2 separate regions of the Mus musculus genome follow, and region 1 is linked to region 2. The links are chromatin loops, found by intact Hi-C in ENCODE. Cell type or tissue: left cerebral cortex. All regions are shown on one strand. Each heading gives the region's core, and the rest is flanking DNA. Links, peaks and the distances in the headings are about the cores only.

Region 1 (5,380 bases), core at 92-5,091, 230 kb after region 2:
ATGGTTGGAAAAATGAATTTTTAACCCCAAATCCACCTAACACGGAACGAAGAAAGTTCTACTTATGTATGGATAACTACTGTCAAAACCGGAAGTAACATGGGATTGAACTTGTTTGAAAATAGGTTCTAAGATTAATAAAAAATTAACCGAGTCCTAATTTTAAGTCACAAGAACGGAAGATCCAAAATTCTTCTACTTCTTGGTTTTAAGTGAGAGAGTATCTACCTGGGTGTGGCCTCAGCCTCTGGACACCGTGGGAATAGCAGTACATTATGCGCGCAGTTAGAAGCAAGCAACTCACAGGTAAGAGTTGAAATAATTGAAGGGCAGCTGTGCACAACGCAATGCATAAGTTCAGCTGCAAATGTGCCTATGACCTGATTCTCAGCAGCCTTCATACTCTGTGTTAGGGACTTAAACTATGCTTTCCCATAATGATTATTTTTGTTATTAATAGATAATGTACTCACTATTTGGTCATTAACATGCAATAGCACATTCCCCAGAAATGCATCTGTTGACGCTCTTCCTTGAGTTGAATGATATTTAACTGGAGCTGAATGAATGGTCAGTGCTAATATTAAGTAACATGCATGATCTGTTCTTATAAAATCCTGAACATTTTGCTTGCTATGCTCCATTATACTTTTGGTGGGCTGATTTTGCTTTTGCTTTTTCTCATTTTGTAATTTAATTATTATCATGATTTTATAAATGGCTGGTGTATTTAAATCAATAAAATTTTAAATTTTACAAAAAAAAAAAAAGATCCAGACCAGCCAGAGCATCACAGTGAGACCTTTTCTCAAAAACAAACAAACAAAAAAAAAATAAATAACATGGGAGTGTTCTAGGAAAGAAGGAAAGAAAGAAAGAAAGAAAGAAAGGAAGGAAGGAAGGAAGGAAGGAAGGAAGGAAAAAAGAAAGAAAGAAAGAAAGATAGAAAGAAAGAAAGGAAAGAAAGGAGGAAAAGACAAGACAACTTCCCAAAGGCGAGAACATCCAAAACAGCTTTATCCACTCATGAAAGCCCCAAATGGAAACAAACTTACAAACTGTCTGTTACAGTGCAGTCCAAATATTGAAACCACGTAGAAATTTGAAAGAGGGACTTTATTAAGTAATCATATAATTAATTCCGTTTTTTTTTTTTTTTCTTTCTAAGACATGTTTTTACTGTGACCCAAGCTGTTTTGGAACTCAATGTGTAGTTTAACCTGAGGCCAGGGATACCTCACTATGCCCAGCTTAAGAAGGAAATGTTAAAACAAACCAGCCAGTTTAGTAGGCTCATGCCTGTAATCCAAACACTTCAAAGTAGATGTAGGAGAATCATGGTAAGTTCATGGCCAGCCTGGGCTACATAGGAGACCTTGTCTCAAGAAAAGATAATAACAAAAGAAAAACACATCAATTTAGCATTGGAGCAGCTATGAAGATGTAAAAGGAGAGGGAAAAGCCTGGTATCCTTCAGTGGTAGAGTACTTGCCTAGCACGCACAAGGCCCCGAGTTCAAAATGACCTAAGGACTATCCTAAAGCTGAAGGAAGATACCCAAAGAAACAAATTGGAAGGTGGGACTCTTCCTAAAGCTGTGACGCAAACCTGTTAGCAAACATGTACGATAATGTAAGAAGTCGGCTGTGCTACAAAGGCTAGCCTTGGTAGAAGAAACACGAGTGCCCAGAATAGTCATGAACCTACTTGCACACAGAATGGTGCAAGACCTGGTGTTGGAAGCACCCTGGAGCAGAAGCTGAGACTTGGCACACAGGAGTCACGAATGTCCATGTCCGGGCCAGCTGAGATGGGCAGTGTCCTCATTGGGAGCATTGTTCAAGGCGGCTCTGGACTAGGGTTGTATCTTTATAGGTGTTAATGTGATGGGGACATGTAGTCGGGGCAAAACACAAACAGATAGCCCATGCATGTGCTGTTGGCACAGACGGGGAGAGTAAAACAACTCACCAGAAGGAAATGCAAGTTCCTTCCTGCTGCAATGGCTCTGCAGCGCCATCTACTGACAAAATGTCGTGCTCTCATTGAAAGAAACTTGAAGCCGCTGCTCTTAACCTGTGGGTCGACCCTTTTTGGGGCGTCATCTGTTAGTCGCCTAAGTATTTTATGGTTGGGGGGTCACCACAACATGAGGAACTCTATTAACGGGTCACAATTTTAGGAAGGTTAAAAACCACTACCTTTAAGGAACTATGACAGAACAGGCAACGGAAGGAAGATTGGAAGAAGTAACAGATGTATAACTGTCACATCTACCCACAGTGGGGGAAAATCCACCTGTGGCATATTGAGATGGGCAACCATAGGACACTACTGTGCTTGCAAAAGCAACAGCAGGGATGAAGTGTCAAAATGACAACAACATGTGCGTGCTGAAGGAAAGGTATTACACAAAGGGTAAATGCCTTCATTACATGAAATTTTAGAACATTCAAGACTAATTTGCAGGGGGCGTGGGGAACGTCAATTAGTAAACTAAGTGTGGTGGCTTAGGCTTGTAATTCCAGCACTTGGGAAACTGATGTATGAGGATCAAGTGTTCAAGGATAGTCTAGGTTACCTAGCCACACCCTACCCTCCCCCAAGCAAAACAACAGAAAGAGTACATTACATCTGTAATTATACCCCCGTAATGCCTATTTTCAAAATGTTGTCTGAAAACAGGAGTCTATGGTATAGGATGGAGACTACTATCCGTTCCAAATCCTGCTCCCGGGGAATTCCTGGCCAGGAGCCATTTGAAAAGACTGAAGCTTTGGTAGACGAGAACAAACAAACAAAAAGGAAAAAAAACAAAAAAACAAAAAACGAACTACAGGCTAATCTAATGGAGTCTTCTCAATTGAGAGTCCCTCTTCTCAGATGACTCCAGCTTGTGTCAAGTTGACAAAACAAAAAACAAAAACAAAAACAAAAAACTATAGCAGCACATTTAGCCATCATCAGTCACACAGTGTCCATAGTTCAGCCCCAGGCCCATGTGGTGTGAGGGGACAATGACAGAAGACTGGCTTATCAAGGTTGGATACTGTGACTCCTGCCCTTAGTCCCAGCACTCAGGAGACATGGGAAGGTGGATCTCTGAGTTTAAGGTCAGCCCAGTCATAGGAAGTTTCAGATCAACCAGGGCTACATGGTGAGACAGTTTCAAAAGCAAACTGGCTGTTGAAGCATCAATGTTCACGGAGTAGGGAGGAGCAACCTGCCAAAGAAAAGGCCTCGCTGAAGATTCCACCGACTGCCGAAAGTGAGTCACTGAGAACTGCACATGAGACCAACACCTGTGCCAATAATAACTATGAGAGGGGATTGTGAAGAGGTTGCCAAACTGTGGCCGCCAGCTCCTTTATAAATAAAGCCTAGCATAGCTCACTAGCTAGTGTCACCTGTATGGCTGGTAGAGTGGGGGCTCGCAGTCTTGACTGCTTTATGTCTGTATGTTTGCCTAGAAATTGCATAGATTGGTAAAGGATATCTTCCAGGACCCAGGAATGAAGATCTAGGCTAGTCCTAAAATATCAGACAGGCTGTGGTGGGATATGCCTTTAATTCCAGCACTCTGGAAGCAGAGGCAGGGTCTCTGCAAACTCAAGGCCAGTCTGATCTGCAGAGAGAGTTCCAGGCCAGCCAGGGTGACATAATGAGATCCTGTATCAATAATAATAATAAGAAGAAGAATATTATTGTCTCCTCTGACTGAGTGTGGTAGTGCACACCTGTAATCCCAGCACTCTGGAGGCAGAGGCTGGAAGATCAGGAGTTTCATAGCACGTTTGACCTAGCCTGGGCTACGTAAGACTCTGGGTTTTGTTGTTGTTGTGGGTGTTTTTTTAAATCATCCCTTCAACAAAACCATATTTTTTTGTAGGTTTTATAAAATTATCTCATGTGGTTAGGGATGTAGCTCAATGGTGGAATGTTGGCCTAGCATATGGAAGGCCCTGGGTTCAATCCTCAGCCCTGCAAAATGAGTGCCTGAATGAATGATACTAATAAATGAATACTGTTGATAAAAAGTCCCTTCCTTACCTGTGTCTGAGAAATGTCAGTGACCCAGAGGGATCTTGAATTTCTCCTATGCTGTGTATGCATTGAGTGGTTTTATATGGTGGAAGATTAGACTGACAGCCCATAATCCAGTGCCCCAGTGCTGGGTACTATCATAGAGAGTTTTACAATTCTGTGTATACATATTTTGTCTGTGTCTGTAGATTTGCAGCACATACTTTACTGTTGCCCTCTAGAAGAGCATCCAGTTTCTTAACTGCTGAGCTGTCACTCCAGTCCCCCTTAGAGATCTTTTTAAAATGTTCTTACATTTGCTTATGTGTATGGGGGAAGCAGCGCATGTAACACACTGTACATATGAGAGATGGAGCTTACTGGCCAGCCAGTCTAGCCAAAACCAGTGAGTTCCAGGTTCAGTTAGAGACCCAGTCTCAAGAGAATAAAATGGAGCTGAGCATGGTGGTACACACCTTTAATCCTAGCACTCAGGAGGCATCAGCTGGCAGATGTCTGAGTCTGAGGCCAGCCTGGTCTACAGAGTAAGTTCCTGATCAGCTAGGGCTACACAGCGAAATTCTATCTTAAAATAAATAAATAAGCAAGATCTTGTCTCAAACAGAACAACAACAACAACAACAAAAAGGCAAAACAAAAAAACCAAAAAATCAAAGATACACAAATAGGCTAATATGTTTGCCAGTGCACTAATTAGTGGTGTTTGCCCAACACCACTAATTATTAGTGCAATGTAAATCAAAGTTACCGTGAGACACTGCTTCATACCTATAGAGATGGCCACTATCAATATCAATGCATGGAAAACAATAAACATTATAAGGACTAAAAGAAATTGGAACTCTGATGCTTTGTGGGTGGAAATTGAAAGCAATAGAGTATGGCAGGCAGGTACTCAGAATATTAGAAGACCAAAGGTCCAATAATTCTTTTTTGTGGGGCAGTGGACTGTGCCAGGAAACTTGGTAAGGTTGAGTGGGTTCAGAACCGCTGGCATCCACCTGAGGACAGTAGGAGTTCCCTACTCCTGACCAGATTCCTGGCCTGGAACACGTGACCACAACTCCACACAGAAGAACGTGGCCTAGCACAAAACACAAAGTTCTGCACGCTAATGAGGTATCTAGATGGACCCTGAGGGTTTGGCCAATGAAGCTTCCCTTCCCAGACTAAGTTCCTTCCTGCAAAAGGTATGCAAAATCTCTGGTCCACCCTGAGGAAAGGGTATGTCCCTAGTCTCCACGATGAATAATCAATGGAACCAAGGACTGCCTCTCTTATCAAGAAGGGAGGGAGGGAGGGAGGGAGGGAGGGAGGGAGGGAGGGAGGGAGGGAG
Region 2 (5,380 bases), core at 124-5,123:
AAGAGGCACACAATTCAGACTTCTCCCCCTCGAGCCTCTCTCCCACCTTTTTTTTTTTTTTCTTTTTTCTTTTGGTGGTGCTGGGGTCAAGCCAAGGACATTCCTCATGCTGAATTTATTCTTTGCCACCGAAATACAGCTCTAGTGCCTTCACTGAGATTGTTCACTGGACCAAAAACATTTGAAAACCTTGGGCTGGCAAGATAGATAAAGGTGTTTGCCACCAAGCCAGATGGTCTGAGCTCAATCCCCAGAATATACACAGTGAAAGGGGCGAGCCGACTCCCACAAGTTGTTCTCTGACCTCCACACGTGCTCTGCGGAGTGCGCGCGCGCGGACACCCCCCCCCCCCGCAGTGGTGGCGCATGCCTTTAATCCCAGCACTTGGGAGGCAGAGGCAGAGGCAGAGGCAGAGGCAGAGGCAGGCAGATTTCTGAGTTCGAGGCCAGCCTGGTCTACAGAGTGAGTTCCAGGATAGCCAGGGCTACACAAGGAAACCCTGTCTCGGAAAACAAAAAAAAAAAAAAAAAAAAAAAAGAAAGAAAGAAAGAAAGAAAGAAAGAAAGAAAGAAAGAAAGAAAGAGAGCTAGAGGGAGGGAGGGAGGGGGGGAGGGGAGGGGAGGGGAGAAGAGAGGAGAAGAGAAGAGAAGAGGAGAGGAGAGGAGAGAAGAGAAGAGAAGAGAAGAGAAGAGAAGAGAAGAGAAGAGAAGAGAAGAGAAGAGAAGAGAAGAGAAGAGAAGAGAAGAGAAGAGAAGAGAAGAGAAGAGAAGAGAAGAGAAGAGAAAAAAGAAATTCAGCCGGAGTTACCTCTGAGTTTGGCTTGATGACACCTGCTTGAAGTGGGGTGCAATACCACGCTTTTCCCTGCAGGTGGCAGTACCCTACCAGGTGAAGCTTGCTGGACCACCTATATGGATTTTCCGGGTGGGGGGCGGAATGGAGCTTTGATGTTTTCCATTATCTTAGATATGAACTTTGAATAGGGAAAGATGAAGGATTTGTTTGTTTGTTTGTTTGTTTGAAGCCTGACTCTGTCGCTCACACAGTGTGACCTAGAGCGAGTCCTCTCTTGCTGGAACCTGCTTTCTGCTTGGCAAACGGGATGATCACACCCGAACCTACCTCATCGCGTCTCTGAGAGTGTCTAAACAAGCATGACTGGGTTTAACATTTGTATGGATGGGCTCAGGGCTGGTGTGTGTAAGCAGGGTGGGTTCAGGAGCAGGAGGCGGGTTCAGCCCAGTGCCCAGTCACGCAAATGACCCGAGGTGTGGAGAGGGAGGTGGCTTCGGGGTTAGGAAAGTTGAGTTCAGATTTTAAGATGAGGGAGCTGAAGAAATAACTTTCCCAGGGCCACACCCTCAGAGAGGCAAGGCACCAAACCCGAAATTTGGGAAAGAATTTAATGTGTAATAATATATGAGGAGGCCTTGAAGTTGAATCACGAGACCAAAATCAGAACTCTGTGGGATCCCTTTATCATTACTGTGTGGTTTTCGTGTAGTTTTTGCTCTGAGGGCTTCTGAAAGTTTTACACACAGAGATACACATACCGTCCTGTTAAGACCCACGTTCTCAAAGCGCCCTCACATCCCAAGAAGATACAGGGTAAGCTGAAGAGCAAAGGGAAGGAGAGCCATTCAGAGACTGGTCTGGAAGTTAAGACACTTGGGCTCTTTCCTCTCCGGGCTCTACACTGGCTTTTGGAGCCCCATTTCCTCGTCTGCAGAACGGAGCTGTTGGATCCAGGGCTCCTGGAGGCCTTGCTATTTCCCTTGGACCTTCCCGATTGCCACACCCAGGGTTCTCCTAACTCTGTGACTACCCCATTTCCGTTTCGTTTTCTTACCACCTTCTGGGGTTATCTGAGCTTTTTTGCTGCTGTTGATTTCTGTCTAGACAATAGTATACTACTGCCTGATCTAGGGAAGTAGGGACTCATGAGTTTACAAGAGCTGCTATGACCATGACCGTGGCGATTGTAGCAGTGCTTGATGTGTATCAGCGAGCAACAAACAACTGGAATAAAAGTGAAAGGCTGAGCACACAGCCCTGTACCCTCTGAACCTTTCAGGTAGGGTCTCTAGGACCCCCAAACCCGGCTTGTTTCCTAATACCAGGCTGGTGCTGCGACACCAAGGTCTTTACTGACCCCTTGTGGCTGTGGGTGCACATAGCAGGGACTAGTGGAGGTTTCTTGGGTAGAAGACAATCATTCCCGTGTAGCTTTGCTCTGCTCCCTGCCAACCTACGTGTGCGCGCCTGTTCTCCTGTAGAGGATGATGACGATTGAAAACATGAAATACATCTTTCAGGGACTGGAGAGATGGCTCTGTGGGTGAGCTCAAGTGTATGGGGCCTGAGTTCAGATCCCAGCGTCCATAGAGAAAGCTTGGGAGGCTGGGCGCATCTGTGACGCCAGCACTGTGGAGGGCGAATCTAGGACAACTGCTGGGGTTTGCTAGCCCGCCACCATTCAAACTCCAAGATCAGTAAGACAAATTGTCTCCAAAAAAAAAAAAAAAAAAGGTACAGTGATAGAACAGGATGCCCAATACCACTTCAACTTCTGCACACGCATGCATCACACACACACACACACACACACACACACACACACACACACACACACACGATACACCTCATCAGGTAAGATCACTTGCCACCAAGCCTAACGACATGAACTGGATCTCCACACCTGATGAAAAGAGAGAACCACCTGCAAATTATCTGCTGACTTCCACGTGTCTGCCCCCAACACACATGATGGACAAATGTTACAACAACTTTAAAACAAAATAGATGTTTCTTGTCCTCCATCTCGCTAACATCACACCTGAGAAAGCAGAGAGGTCCTAGTACCAGGAGAGGAGCCGAGGGAGTCTCAGACCATGAAAGAGAGGTGTCATCGGGTTTCTATCGCTGTGAAGAGACACCATGGCAACTCTCATAAAAACAGTATGTAATTGGGGCTGGCTTACAGTTCAGAGGTTTAGTCATGGCGACAAGAATGGCAGCGTGCAGCCAGGCATGGTGCTGAGAAGGAGCTGAGAATTCTACAGTGGGATGGATCAGCAGGCAGCACGAAGAGAACTGAGCCACTGAGCTTAGCTTGATCCTCTGAGATCTCAAAGCCCATCCCCCATTTGCCTCCAGCAAAGCCACACCTACTCCAACAAGGCCACACCTCCTAATAGCACCCCTTCCAGTGGGGCCCATGAGGGCCATTTTTATTCAAACCACACTAGAGATGAGGCAGATTTCTCTGCGTTCTGAGCAGGCAGATAAGGCTAGACTCGAGCCTTGGGTATCTCCTCCCAGAAAACTTCAATCTTCCAGGAAATCCTCAATGTCTTCGAACTCTTTTTTTTTTTTTTTTTTAGGTTTTGGAGGGAAGTGTGAAAGAAAGGGTGTATCTAATGATTAGAGACTTTGGGACAAAACCAAAGGCAAATAGAGAGGGTTTGAGGAGATCTTTTGTTAGGTGCAATATGAACACACACACACACACACCCCTGTCTCACTAGATGCTAGTCAGGTCTCTGATAACACTGCAAAACAAACCAACTCCATGTCGCAGACACCACAGGAGGTTAGCTTCTCTGCCTGCCAGTCCTGCCTTCCCCCTGTCTTCCATTGGATGAAACATCTCAGCATATTGTTCCATGAACCTCCCATGAGACCTACCGTGAGACGGACAGATCGTCAAGTGTCTGCCCCACGAGGGGAGCCATGGCATGGTTTAGGCAAGAAGCAAGATTTCACATAAACAGACTTTCAGGTTTTGTAGGCTACAAATTACTCTAATTTCTAGGTAAACATTGCGTCATGAAGACAGACCTGGTTTATTTGGGTAGCCATAAGATGCTGGGCACATATTCCATGCCTATGGCATGGTTAGGACTGAGGTCACCTTCACATTAATGGGAGTGTGTGTCGGGGGGGGGGGGGAGTGTTCCAAACACATAATATTATAACAAAGGTTCTGTGTCTAACCAAATAAGGTTTTAAAGATTTACTTTTATTATTTGGGACAGTGCAGCCTCAGCTGGCTTGGAGCTTGCTATGACCTGGCTGACCTGGAACAGAGATCCACCTGCTCTGTTCCTCAAATGCTGGGACTAAAGTGCCACTGCAGCCTAATACGTTTTGTTATTTCGTTGTACATAGGTGAGTGTGTGTGTGTGTGTGTGTGTGTGTGTGTGTGCCTTCACAGGGTATGTGTGTATGAGTACACATTGTTGGTATTCTGTCTGGACTCCACCCCCATGGTTACCTGGCAACGGCCAGGTAGGCCTAGCACTATAAAAGGGGCTGCTTGCCCGCTCCTCTCTCTCTTACTCCTGCTTCTCTTCCTTGCCTCTTGCCCTCTGGCTCCCCCTCTCTCCCCATCCCCACCCCACCCCCACCCCCCTGCACGATCATGGCCGGCCTCTTCTTCTCCACTCTCTTCTTCTCTCTGCCTTTCTCTGCCTCTACTACTCTCTTAACTCCCCTCCCCATGCCCTAAATAAACTCTATTCTATACTATACCAGTATGTGTGTGTGTGTGTGTGTGTGTGTGTGTGTGTGTGGTTCCTCAGGGGGAAGAGATACCTTGGCATGGGCCCTCTTAGGCACCTCCTTCCCCCACACCCTGCCAGAACATATTCTTTTTTTTTTTTTTTTTTAGATTTATTTATTATTATATGTAAGTACACTGTAGCTGTCTTCAGACACACCAGAAGAGGGAGTCAGATCTTGTTACGGATGGTTGTGAGCCACCATGTGGTTGCTGGGATTTGAACTCTGGACCTTCGGAAGAGCAGTCGGGTGCTCTTACCCACTGAGCCACCTCACCAGCCCCAGAACATATTCTTATAGCTCTTTCTCTTTTTATGATCACAACACTAATGCTAAGGGAGGCCAGAAGCTAGAGTTACAGATGGTTATGAGCCACCTGATGTGGGTGCTGAGTTGGTCTGGAAGAGCAACTCCAGCCACCAAATAAGGTTTTTAAATGATTGGTTTTATGATGTGTTCAGGTGTCTACCTCTGTCCAGAAGAATAGGCTCCAAAGCAATTCTGAGCCCCTGAACATTTCTAGAAAGCAGGATGGGGGAGGGGTGGGGAGGTGGATCAAATGCTGCCCCGCGTGTGATAGGATAGATCCTCAAAACTCACATGCTTAAGCTCTAGTCCCTCAAACCTGAAAATGCAGCTGTATTTGGAGCAGGGCTTGACGGAGGTCACTGAGGCCTGGTGGGGTTGGTATAGGCTCAAGGGCAACATCAATAGTGACCTTAAAAGAAGGGGATGGGCTGGTGAGATGGCTCAGTGGGTAAGAGCACCCGACTGCTCTTTGGAAGGTCCAGAGTTCAAATCCCAGCAACCACATGG

What was found. A loop is a pair of places that touch in the nucleus more often than their neighbours do. Peaks named below come from ENCODE experiments on the same cell type or tissue, not always from the same donor. Only the 100,000 strongest peaks of a DNase experiment are listed, where the experiment ranks them.
Region 1: it touches region 2 in a loop (2.9-fold over the local background); 16 of 42 quality-filtered maps call a loop at or near these places.

What each region holds. Positions count from the first base shown.
Region 1 is chr4:120,907,998-120,913,377 of GRCm38, forward strand. No RefSeq gene overlaps it. Among named protein-coding and RNA genes, the nearest start is that of Exo5, 14 kb to the right of the region's middle. In left cerebral cortex, for the core only: a CTCF peak has its summit at 2,019 (motif pointing left); DNase peaks (open chromatin) are centred at 2,019 and 3,278.
Region 2 is chr4:120,680,252-120,685,631 of GRCm38, forward strand. No RefSeq gene overlaps it. Among named protein-coding and RNA genes, the nearest start is that of Cited4, 16 kb to the left of the region's middle. In left cerebral cortex, for the core only: CTCF peaks have their summits at 873 (motif pointing right) and 2,158 (motif pointing left); DNase peaks (open chromatin) are centred at 898 and 2,162.